2 separate regions of the Homo sapiens genome follow, and region 1 is linked to region 2. A link is a contact called in ENCODE Hi-C or POLR2A ChIA-PET data. All regions are on one chromosome and are shown on one strand. The core of a region is the stretch at or near the end of the contact, and the rest is flanking DNA. Distances in the headings are between cores, read along the strand shown.

Evidence for each region. Hi-C counts contacts between places; a loop is a spot of excess contacts on that map. ChIA-PET counts read pairs that join two places held with the same protein, here RNA polymerase II (POLR2A). Pooled maps may share reads with other maps.
Region 1: a loop to region 2 is called in a pooled map, with 5 times the contacts of the local background. The contact joins the enhancer-like site here to the promoter of OAF in region 2. A Hi-C loop is called at or near these places in 1 of 168 maps with a recorded cell type or tissue (naive thymus-derived CD4-positive, alpha-beta T cell) and 7 of 50 pooled maps. POLR2A ChIA-PET finds 5 or more read pairs at or near these places in 2 of 52 experiments (HepG2 and WTC11).

What each region holds. Positions count from the first base shown.
Region 1 is chr11:120,342,327-120,348,249 of GRCh38, reverse strand. All of the region lies in intron 1 of ARHGEF12 (Rho guanine nucleotide exchange factor 12), which reads right to left. Among named protein-coding and RNA genes, the nearest start is that of ARHGEF12, 8.9 kb to the right of the region's middle. Within about 2 kb of position 3,714, at least 3 of the 41 ENCODE cell types and tissues checked have a DNase peak (open chromatin) inside an H3K27ac peak, as active enhancers do.
Region 2 is chr11:120,205,914-120,212,320 of GRCh38, reverse strand. OAF (out at first homolog) reads right to left here and starts at 1,289. Exons shown (of 4, transcript NM_178507.4): 1 at 811-1,289. The coding sequence starts at 1,041. RefSeq lists silencers at 972-1,081, 1,172-1,221, 1,402-1,661 and an enhancer at 1,995-2,536.

The DNA.
Region 1 (5,923 bases), core at 2,465-4,964, 130 kb before region 2:
CACAAGTAACCAAAACCAGAATCAACTCCACTAATTCTGTAAAACTGGTTTTTCCTTCCCAAGAAAAACTCAAAATTAAGTAATTTTATTTACAAGCCAATGATAGCTACTTTTCTACTGTAGTTCCTACATGGACTCTGAAATGAGACTAGCAATATAATGTAATTAGAAAAAACTAAAGCTAACTGGATATCTATAAAGACTACTTTAATATAAGTGTCTCTGTACACAATGAAAGAAGCTAGTTAAGGAAACAAAATTAATTTGATAGTGGTACTATACTAAAATATTTCCATCATGTTATATACAATAATTATTTATTTCCTAATCTGCACAAATCCTCTTCTGCCACCTCATTGTCACCTGAAAATCTACAAACTGAAGAGATTATATCTGTTTATTTTGTGTCCCACTGTTTATTACCTAACAATCCCCCCAAAAAAAGAATGTCCTGTGAAACGGTAATCCTAGATCCATAACAGAATGTCTCATATTCCCTACAACCATGGAAATGACAAACTTACTGGTTATACTGAATGCTCATAAAATCTACGACATCTTGAATCAAAATGGAGGCTTTCAGGCCTTCAAGACAAACTAACCTGAGCAGCTGAAATTGGCATTAATGATTTCTAAACTAAAATTAGATAGATGAATTTCTTTACTTTTATATCATCTTAGAGATCATCTTAAAGATATGATAGATCCTTTCTCCACAGAGCAAATGGCATGGGTGAACACAGGATTTTTATAAATGATTCTGATGTTCTTCTCCAAAGAAAATAACATCACTGAGAGCTCCCAGAAGACTTGGAGCCATTAAGAGCTGGGATTCCTTTCAACTGGCATCATTCCAACAGAGGCTCAGTGAGAAATGAAACCTCTGCAAATCAAATCTGTTGCAATGTTATTTTTTCCAGAGGTTAATTACCTGCTTCTGCTACACACACACACACACACACACACACACACACACACAGACAGAGAGAGAGAGAGAGAGAGAAACAGAGAGAGACAGAGAGAAAGAAAGAAAGAAAAAGAAAGAGAAAGAAAGAAAGAAAGAAAGGAAGGAAGGAAGGAAGGAAGGAAGGAAGGAAGGAAGGAAGGAAGGAAGGAAAGAAAGAAAGAAAGGGAGAGGCTGGAAAAGTAGATGGCATTCTGTTGTAAGCCTCCTCCAGAAATACTCAAAATGAAATCAAAACAAGTTCAGGCTGTCAAATTCTAGATACGCTCTATGAACGTGCTCTGCTGCTTGACACCTGTCAGTCTATATAGTACTATTACCTCACCCTATCAGACAGTAATAATTTACTATGAGAAGTCACACGTTCAGACTTTATCTCTTAAAAATACTTAGTGAAATACTTGTAAGTGAAATTATGATATCCAAAAACTGCTTCAAAATAATCTAGTGAGAAGGGGGGAAAGAAAACAGATAAACCAAGATTGTCCGTACATTAACTGCTGGAGTAATAAAGGGAACAAGGGAGGTTCATCATACCATTCTCTGTACTTCTGTTTATGTTTGAATTTCCCACTAAAAAAAAAGAAACTTTCATAGACTCCAAATAACCCATTTAACAAGCATTTACTGAACTTGTTGATGTAGACTATATTATTTATTGTTCCAAATTATTTAACCTCCACTTTCCTTAAGAGGATTATACAGCCTTATCTGTTATCATGCAACTTGCAATGCCACCTGTGGAAGGACTATACATCCTTACCCCACTGACAGTGAGCTCTGACCATATGACTTGCTTTGGCCACTGACATGTGAGCTGATGTGACATACAACATGACTGAGTGAAAGCTTTAAGAGCCATTGTATGTCTGCATCTGTTTTCTTGCTCTCTCCCTCATCCACAATAATGGCACAGCCCAGACAGGGGATGCTCCTTGAGCCAGGGTTCCAAAATAAGAAACGTGAAGCAATGCTGCAGTCAATCCACAGCTGACAAGGTGTAGCATAAGCAAGAAGAAAAGCAGTGTTGTAAGCCACTGAAATTTGATAGTGTTGCTACAGCAGCATAACCTAGCAAAAGAAGACAGATACACTTATTATGGAGTAGGTGCAAAAAATAAAATTATAGGCTGGTATATATTTTTAAATGTTTCAGAAGATAAACCAAAAAAATTAACTATTGTTACCTATGAGGAGAAGGTATGAAAACTAACAGGTGTGTAGGAATACTTTTTTTTATACCATTTTATATGATTTGAATTTTCTGTGTGTGTATGCGTGTGTGCGTTTAACCTGAGCAGCAACATCTGGGTAGTTGGATCATTTGGGCCATTTATTTTTCTTCCTTCTGCTTTTCAGTATTAAAAAATAAAAATATAATAAGGCTACCGATAATTACTTAAAAATGAATAAGAACTATTCTTATACCCTTGAAGAACTCACGTATTAGCTAACAATTTAGCTTTAAATAAAGCCTTCCCCCATTCATTGTTAATTTTTTTAACGTCCAAGGCTAAATACTGTATATATATATATATTTAGGAGTATGACATACGCCATTTCGTTTTTTTTTTTTTTTTTTTTGAGACGGAGTCTCGCTCTGTGCCCAGGCTGGAGTGCAGTGGCGCGATCTCGGCTCACTGCAAGCTCCACCTCCTGGGTTCATGCCATTCTCCTGCCTCAGCCTCCCCAGCAGCTGGGACTACAGGCACCCGCCACCACACTCGGCTAATTTTTTCTATTTTTAGCAGAGACGGGGTTTCACCGTGTTAGCCAGAATGGTCTTGATCTCCTGACCTCCTGAACCGCCCACCTCGGTCTCCCAAAGTGCTGGGATTACAGGCGTGAGCCACTACGCCCGGCCTGTTATATGCATTTCTATCAGTTTGCTCACTTTCAGGTTTCAGCAAAGCAATATAGTGTTTTGTATATGGATGGTACAGTTACTAATCTCAAAGGAAATTCTCACAATTTCATTATTTTAGTATGCCAGTTAAATTGGCAAAGAGGTTTGCTCTAGTTACAGTTGTTCAAGGGAGAGAATACAGTCATGGGTTCTTAGTTTCTGTTTCTGGATGGGCCAGTAAAGCCCCTTCCTCATCCCTCTTTCCGTTTTATCACTAGAGACAGAAACTAAAAACCATGGCTTCAGGCTGCTGAAAGCCTAAAACAAAACAAAACAGAAGAACAACAGCAAAATAAGGCAGGTTGGACAAGCTTGCTAGGTGTTAAGTTTGGTAAATATGCCTTAACCAGTACTAGAGCAAGGAATCTATTAAGGAAACTCTTCTAGGGTAAAATCATAAAGGAGCATTGAAAGAAAGGAAAAAAAGGGGAAAAATTCTAATCATGACTCTTGTGGTGATAAAACAACACTTGAATGGTTACAGAAATCAAGTTTAATAGAGTAACACTTTACTACATGAACAAGTTTTAACTTCAAGAGAGCAATATCTGAACATAGCAGTAACCTGCAAATGACTAAGAACATGTCTGTACTTTTCATCCTAAGATCTCAAAGCACTTCACAAACATTCATTTAACTCTCATATCACCTGAGAAGTAGTGATATAATAATACATCATTATAACCATCTATCCTGCCAATACAAAATATTTAAATACCTCTTCAGCAGCACTTGCCCTAAGAAGGTCTTGCTAAACAGCCAATAAAACAGGAAATAGGCTGACAGTGCATATGCCACCAACAATCTCTGAAAAGATCAGACCTTCACCCACAAGAACCACTTCCTCTCAGTAAACCACAGAGACTGTACTGGGCAAACCACAACATATCGGCTTGTGTCTGGAACATAGGCAGATAACCCATCTAAAATCTATGGAAGGGTATGTCTAAGCACCTTCACAGGATTTCTTGTGTTAGCAAGTGTATTTGGGGTATCTGTTACTCTTCTGGATAACATATAGCCACTTTCTGCATTACAAGATCAATTTCAGGTATCATTCCTTCAGAGGCTGATGAAGTCTCCAGTTTTTTTTTTTTTTTTTTTTTTTTTTTTTGAGACGGAGTCTTGCTCTGTCATCCAGGTAGGAGTGCAGTGGTGCAATCTTGGCTAACTGCAACCTCCGCCTCCCGGGTTCAAGTGATTCTCCTGTCTTAGCCTCCCGAGTAGCTGGGATTACAGGCATGTGCCACCTGGTCCGGCTCATTTTTGTATTTTTAATAGAGACAGGGTTTCACCATGCTGACCAGGCTAGTCTTGAACTCTTGACCTCAAGTGATCCGCCCACCTCAGCCTTCCAAAGTGCTGGGATTTACAGGCATGAGCCACCGCGCCTGGCCAGTTTTTCTACAACAAAATAATCTACATTTTTTTGAATCCATAAAAGATCTACAAAGTCCTCTTTGATCTTTTGAGTATATGAATGTAAAATCAACATTTATATGTAATATTTGACAAAAACTGTAGTATCAGAGTGTACCTTTAAATGACTCTAATGTGTTATATAACACCAAAAGAAAAAGCAGTGTGACAAGCAGCTAATTGAAAGCATTAACTAAAACCAGGCTCTCTTATATAGTTCCAATTTCTGCATGAATTGTTACTTGCAGTCCAAGACAGGAAACCTACTTTTCATTGGCCAGTAGATTTGCTTGTCTCTAGACACTGAGAAGCCACCCAGGCCTGTCATGTGACTGTGATCTCAAAAACCAGGACTCAGCATTTGAATTAGTAAAAGATCCTGTTTCGGTATGAATCTAAACTGCATTGGTGCATGCTAATTCAAGAGGTAAAGTTAGTGTATTTTTTCTTTTACTAAAAGTCGACACTATATACTCATGCAATTTAGGCACAGCCTCTGACCAGGCACTAGCTTCATAGGCTTCTATTGGAGTTAGAAGCTGTCTTATAGCGGTCTTCCCTATATGACTATCTTGATGATTCCAGATATTCTAAGTTGAAAAAGTAAAATGCTCTAAATTTGGCATGTTTGCAAATTTTAGTATTACCAAAATACAAAATATTAATATTAGCAAAATACAAAACAAGGACATCTATCTCAATAATTTGAAACTAAAATAGTACTAAAGAAAATATGCTAATAAAGTATTCAAAAGGTCTACAGTCTTACAGATTTTATAATAATCTAAATATGCACTTTTTCTGTTACACTGTCTTGTCATTAACAATTCTTGTAAATACAACAGCAAGAAAGTAAAATATTTCAATTTTCACAATATCCATTTTACTGAAAAAAAAAATACTGCTAAGCATTGTTATTTCACTAACATGTGGAAATAAGAGGAGACAAAACAATAAGGTAAAAATAAACCAAACATCGAGGAATGTTTTGACCTACAATTTAAGATAACGAACTGAAAAACCACTGGAAAAAATAAGAAACAACTTCCTGATGTATTTCATCATATTGCAACAAGATGATTTTCCATCAAAGGTGGCTAACATTATTTCTATACCCTACCCTTTTGTCATAGAATTGATAACATTTGTTACATTGAGGGTACTCATATTTGAAAGAATCGCTTTGTAAAAAAGCCTTTTAGAACATGAGTAATTGCTTAATTAGTTGATTTGGTAATCATGCTGTTTGTATAAATTTGTTTCATTTGACTGTGACATATCTCATATCCATCCTAAAGACTATCTAAAATAAAAGTGAATCAAAATGACCTTGAGAATCTCTTTACCCATATTTTTGCAGTAGGAGAGCAACTGAGAAAAAGCTAATGAAATATTAAGATAAGCTGATTTTTAGACAATGGATCAACAGAAAGCATACAGCTTGGCTAAGCAAAGAGTAAGGGAAGGGGACCGGAAAGGATAATGAATAACCGTCTGAAACATTTAGAATCATACAAACATAAAATGGGAGGAGAGCATTATTTAGCCTGGTACAGCAAGTACATACAAGTAACAGGACAACTTAAAAGAAAAGTTAGACGTAAAGATCAGGAAAAACTTCCTGACAGCAAGAT
Region 2 (6,407 bases), core at 40-2,539:
GGCTGGTCTCTAACTCCCAAACCGTAATCTGGGACACACACCCACACACCCACACCCACCCACCCACCCACCCACCGGGCTGGTCTCTAACTCCCTAACCCTAATCTGGGCCAAAATAGGGGGGTTGGCTCGCTTCTCTGCCAGGCAGAGTGAAGGGCAGCACTTCTCCCAGAGGGAGGGGGCCTCAGCTGGGGTCTCTCTCCAGGATCCTCCTGCTGCAAGCGCCCCAGCCTTCCAGACCAAAGAGGAGACAGGGCTTCTCCCGGCTTGAGAGGGACCAGGGGCAACCAGCTCTCCCCAGAAAAGTGAAACAGAGGGAGAGGTGACAGAGGGACTCCAAAATGTCAGGGCTGGGAGGCCTCGCAGACCCCTCAGTGCCCTGTACAGGGGTGAGAAGCCAGGCCCATAGGAGGAAAGAGGCTTGCTTGCTCTAGATCACACAGGGAGAACCCACAGTGAGAGCCCACAGCGAGAACACTTCGCCTAGGACTTTCCCACTAGAGCACAGGGGAATGACTCCAAGAAGGGAGTCCAGTCGTTAGTAGGAGTTCTGGAGGAGGGTTAGCACCTGGGGGGCTCTGGGAGCGCTGGAGGAGGGAGTGAGAAAGGGAAGCAGAGGGGTTCTTTGGAGAGAATGAAGGGGTGGGCCCTGGGGAGTGGGCAAAGAGGTGTAGAGAAGAGCCCGGCGTGACCTTGGGCCAGCTGCGTCTCCCTCCTGGGCCCGTCTTTCCGTCTGCAGGCAAGAGAGCGCCTGGGATCCCGGGGGGCTCAGGCTTGAAGGTGCCACCCCGGCGAGTGAGGGCGCCTCACCTTCTTGAAGTCGGCGGTGAAGGAGACGAGGGTGCCGTCGGGCTTGCGCAGCTCGAGGCTGATGCTGTCCGCGTCGCTGTCCGCCTGCAGGCTCTCCTCGGTCACCTGGCCGTCCGGCAGCCGCACGCGGACCCGCAGCTCGGCCGGCGCACCCGTTCCCAGCAGCGGCGCGAGCAGCGGCAGCAGCAGCAGCAGCGCAGGGCGCGCCAGGGGTACCCCGGGAAGGCGCATCCCCGGGGGCCGCTGCCGTCCGCGGCCCCGGCGCGCCGCGTGGGGGCGGGGAGAGGCGCAGGCAAACTTCGCCCAAAGTTGGGGGCTAGTTCGGGGCGCCCGGGAGCCGCTCCGCCGGGGGCCTTGGCCGCGGGGTCGCCCGCGAGGTGGCGCGGACGCACGTGGGTAGCGCTCAGCAGGGCGCCCCCGGCGGCCCCGAGGCGGAGACGGCGCTGCCCCGGCCCGGCTCCGCGGCCCCGGGCTCCAGCGCTGCGAGCCTGTGTTTTGCACTTTTCATTCAATCCCACCCCCCGTCACTTCCTTCAGAAAACAGAAACCACCAGGACCCGCCTTAAAGAGACCGCGCACCTCGCGGCCCTTAAAGGGCCCGCGGCTGCTCTCCGCACTTCGGCGTTGGCCGGGCAGGGGGCGGGGAGAGGGGGCAGCGGCTCCGCGGCTTTGTGCGAGCGGCCTCCTCGACCTCCCTCCCGCCCGGCCGCGCGGAGTCAGCGACCCAGGCGGAGTCAGAAGTTTGCTCTCCCGGGGCAAATCCCTTCCTTCCAGCAGGGGCAGGACGGGTGACTCTTCCCCCGCCCTGCACCGCCACCCCCCCCCCCCGCTTTTTTTTTTTTGGCTTGCTTTTGTGCCACGTGGATGAAATAATCGGGCTTGGATTTTTAGGGGTTTTGTTTGGTCTTTCAGTTTCTCTGACAGCGAATTTCTAAAAAGCTTCTGCAAAATCAGACCTCGCTTTGCACTCTGCCTTTTCCCTGCCCCACACTGGGAGGGTGGATCGGGGGTTCTCGCCCAGCTTTGCCACGGCCAGGTGTTAGACCTTGATGGGTCAGGTCACCCACTGGGACGCGGCCCTCAGGTTTTGTGAGCCCCTGTGCCTCTTTCCTTTTCAGTCCTGCCTCCCGTGCTTCCCGCATTCACGGCCTTTCCTCAGTCCTGCCCACCACCGCAGACCCGGTTCTTTCTCTCTATTATAGACTATGAAAATCCAGGGAAATGTTGGATTCCAGGTCACTTGGGAGAATTTCCAGGGACTCGGGACGCTGGCGCTCCACGACAGTGGCTTTCCCACAAGCCACAAGGAAACATGCGTGCCCTGCGGTGCACCCCAACAATAAGAAGGGTGAAGACCAGGAGATCTGGATTGCTGCCTCCTCTGATTAGTTGTGGAATTTAGGCACGTTTTAAAAATTCTTTGGGCTTAAGTGTCCCCGTGTGTATCGTGGAAGCTGCTCAGACCTACACTGTCCTGCCAGTCCCAGGCAAGGGAAAAAGCCCCACGAAGATGCTCAAAACCAATTGTTCCCTGACTTCCATTTTCACTTCTGTTGGGACCTTGATTACTGATGGGTGAAAACTCCCTTCTCTGCAGCCTCCTTCCCTTCTAGGGCTTCCCCAGCACAGGGCCATGTGAACTGCAGGGTCCGGCTAGAATCGGCCTCTTGCTATCATCCAGGGGCCCTTCCCGCTACCCGCTCTCTGCTGCCTAGATTTAGGACTGAAGGGAATTTAAGAGACTACCAAGTCAGCCTTTTCCAAATTTGCCTTTCCTGAAGAATCACCTGGATGCTTGTTAGAAAATAGATTCCCGAATCCCTAAACCCATGGAATCAGATTCTAGGGAAAAGAACTGAGGATTAGCATTTTTGACAAGGCCCACATGATGCTCGACATAAGTGGTTGACAGCAGGTATTTGGCAGATGTTTAAGCATAGAGCGTCTGGGCCAGACGCGGTGGCTCATGCCTGTAATCCTAGCACTTTGGGAGGCCGAGGCGGGCGGATTGCCTGAGCTCAGGAGTTCGAGACCAACCTGGGCAACAAGGTGAAATCCCGTCTCTACTAAAATACAAAAGAAATTAGCTGGGTGTGGCGGCGTGCGCCTGTAATCCCAGCTACTCGGGAGGCTGGGGTAGGAGAATTGCTTGAACCCAGGAGGCAGAAGTTGCAGCGAGCCAAAATTGCGCCACTGCACTCCAGCCTGGGTGACAGAGGAAGACTCCGTCTCTACAAAACAAAACAAAACAAAACAAAACAAAAACATAGAGCATCTGAAACAAGCAGCATCCTTCCTGGAGAACCTGGCTCCTAAGGAGTTCATCTTCACATCCGGGAGATAAGGCAGGCTGTTAGGGAATAATTGGATTAGCACAAGGATTGCTCCCCTAAGGACTCCCACTCTTAGCTGGCAACCGTTTAGACTAGAGATGCCCAGGGTCTTGAAATTGGCCTCCCGCCTGACAGGATGCTGGATCTCCATGCGGCCTTGAAGCTAGGTCTCCCACATGAGTCAGCCCACACAGTCATTAAGGGCCTCGCCCACATTTCCTAACTTCCCTTGTTTCAGGTCCTGTCCCCATCCGCCACCAGCTCTGCCCTCAGCCATTTCCCAGGCTCTTACCCCTTCTCCTCCCACAACAGCCCAGAAGTGGGCAAAGAAGCCCTGGATGTCAGATTTCTTGTTTAGGTCCCTGAGGTTTGTCTCTGTTCACATTTTGGGTTTGGAAACAAGGATGGAAGACCTCATCTCTTTCCCACCTCTTCCCCATAGTCAACTTCCTTCTCTACTTCAACCACAGATCAAACCAGATTTTTCTTTGAAAGTGATAGGGCATTTGAAATCTCACTCCATTACATAAGCCCTGCCTACCTACATCTCTATGCCTTGCTATTGATTTCACCTGACCACCTCTTCAAGCTCCAGGACAAAACTCAGGTTTCCCAGGAAGACTTTCTCGACTCCCCACCGACCTAGCCCTCTGTTCTGTGCCACTGTCTCCGGCCTCTGGACTCCAACAATAGTCATTATTATAGCAGCTCCTCCCCCATTGTATTTTGATTATGTCCAGGTTCTGTGCCAAGCATTTTACATGGATCATCTTATTTAATTTTCATGGCATCCCTCCAAAGTAGGTTCTATTCTTAGGCTCTTTTTACTGACTAGGAAACCAAAGCTTAGAGAGGTTAGGCAACATACCCAAGGTCACAAAAGCAGTAGAGCCAGCCGGGACTCAAACACAAGTCTGCCCGCCTGACCACAAAGCCCTTGCTTTGAACCACAGTAGCCTCTGCCTGTCGGTAGCCCTCACTTTCTGCCAGTCCCACTCGGGGCTCACATCCTGCGCTATCTTCTCCTGTTATCTAACGGTTTCGCGTGTGGCAATCCTGTATCCCCAGTGAAGCCGTCAGCTAGTTCAAACAGGCCAGCCCCGTGCTGGGAACAGACAGCGTTTCCCTCAAACCATCCGGGCATAGAAGCATCCATTCATCTTAAATGTAAAGGCCGTCAGAGGAAGAGCTCTAACAAGCCTAATTACTCCGACTACAACCAAACAGCCCTCATTGTCAGAGAGTTCTTCATGTCTCATCGCAAGACCTCTGCCACACCATAAACCAATTTCCTTTTTTTTCTCATCTCTAGCCCTTGGAAAGCAGTAGCCAGTAGTGGTTCAGAAAATGGGCATCAGGATCTCAGTCCTGGAGCTCGGCCCCAGTCATGAGCTGTGCGTCAGTGAGCCTGTTTCTTCAACTGTAAAATGGGCGCATACGTTTCTCCCTCACTGGGTTGCTTTGAAAATTAAATGAAACATTGTGCATAAAATATTTCGCAACATGTTTGGCATATAGTACAGATCCAATAAATGGTGGCTGTTATCCTTTAATTCTGTTTATTCTTTCCCATTGTATCACATACTAAATCTCTGATTATACAAGTCTCTCCCTCTCACCCCCTGCCACATGTATACGCGTGCATGTACACATATTCTTTCAGAAACATTTTTTTGGCTGGGCGCGGTGGCTCACACCTGTAATCCCAACACTTTGGGATGCCGAGGCGGGTGGATCACCTGAGGTCAGTAGTTCGAGACCAGCCTGGCCAACATGGCAAAACCCGTCTCTACTAAAATACAAAAATTAGCCGGGTGTGGTGGTGGGCGCCTGTAATCCCAGCTACTCCGGCGACTGAGGCACGAGAATCGCTTGAACCCAGGAGGCAGAGGCTGCAGTGAGCTGAGATCGTGCCACTGCATTCCAGCCTGGGTAACAGAGCGAGTTGGTCTCAAAGAAAAAAATAAATACATAAAAAAGAAATATTTCTTCCTCTCTATCCTCTTTAGGTGTCTAAGTTTTCTGTGTCTTGAGACCTCCGAAACTGAGAAATGGATAGCAGCAAAACCTCGGGAGGCACTTTCCCTTTGCTTTTTGGTCTGAGTGTGCCTTAATTTGGGAGGAAGAGAAACACCAAACCATCTCCCAATCTGTGCCCAAGAAAACAGGTGCTGACAAGACCCTGCAGGAGGTGGAAAGGGAAACTGAACCAATGACCTTTACCGAGAGACAGGGAGAGAACCACCAGGTGCTTGTCTTTGCAAGACTGGAAAGATTTTTTTCTTCCCATGACTTTCTGTGAGTGGCTGTTTGGTTTGGGTTAGGTTACAGCCCCTTTGTCTCTGGGCCTTTGCAGATAGAGTGGAGGATTTGCGATTTGAGTTTGAGGGAGAACCAGGGATGGAGTGAGGGATCCCCTCTGCTTCTCAATGTCAATTGCAAAGCTCCAGACACTTCATTGCCAGCACAGAAGTACAAATTAGCTTTCCGCCATCACACAATTATGCAGTTCCATCCATCAAGGGTGTGGTGGGAAAGTGGATTGGAGAGACAGCTGGTGGGGATACTGAGTGGAAAGGGAAGAGAAGTGGAGATGGCTGGGATAGGCATGGAGAAGCTATTCTTTTCGGGCAGAAAAACCAGGCAGAAGGGAAGTTGTCATGGAGGTGGGCTGGATCCATGACTTTCAGGAAGGAAAAGGAAGCCTGGATGATCAGAGCTGCAAGCCAAGGCAGATCTCAGTCCATTGATTAGTCCATTGATTATGGTAGCTCTTCAGGTGCCTTTTACCCTCTGCCTCTTGCTATAATTATTTCACAGTATTTGTGTTTGAAACCAGAGGCTACAAAAGAACCTAGGCCAGCTGTAAGTGGTGCTGCTCAGATTAGAAGCCTGGCATTCTGAAGCCAGGGCTTGTCTCCTCCTTTGACACGGCACAGAGCTCCATGTTGCCCATTGACTCTTGAAAGTCCCAAACATAGCTGGGCACGATGGCTCACGCCTGTAATCCCAGAACTTTGGGAGGCCGAGGCAGGCAGATCAGGAGGTCAGGAGTACGAGACCAGCCTGGCCAATATGGTGAAACTCCGTTTCTAATAAAAATACAAAAATTAACTGGGCATGGTGGCGTGTGCCTGTAGTCCCAGCTACTCAAGAGGCTGAGGCAGGAGGACTGCTTAAACCTAGGTGACGGAGGTTGTAGTGAGCCAAGATCATGCCACTGCACTCTAGCCTGGGCAATAGAGCAAGACTCTGTCTCAAAAC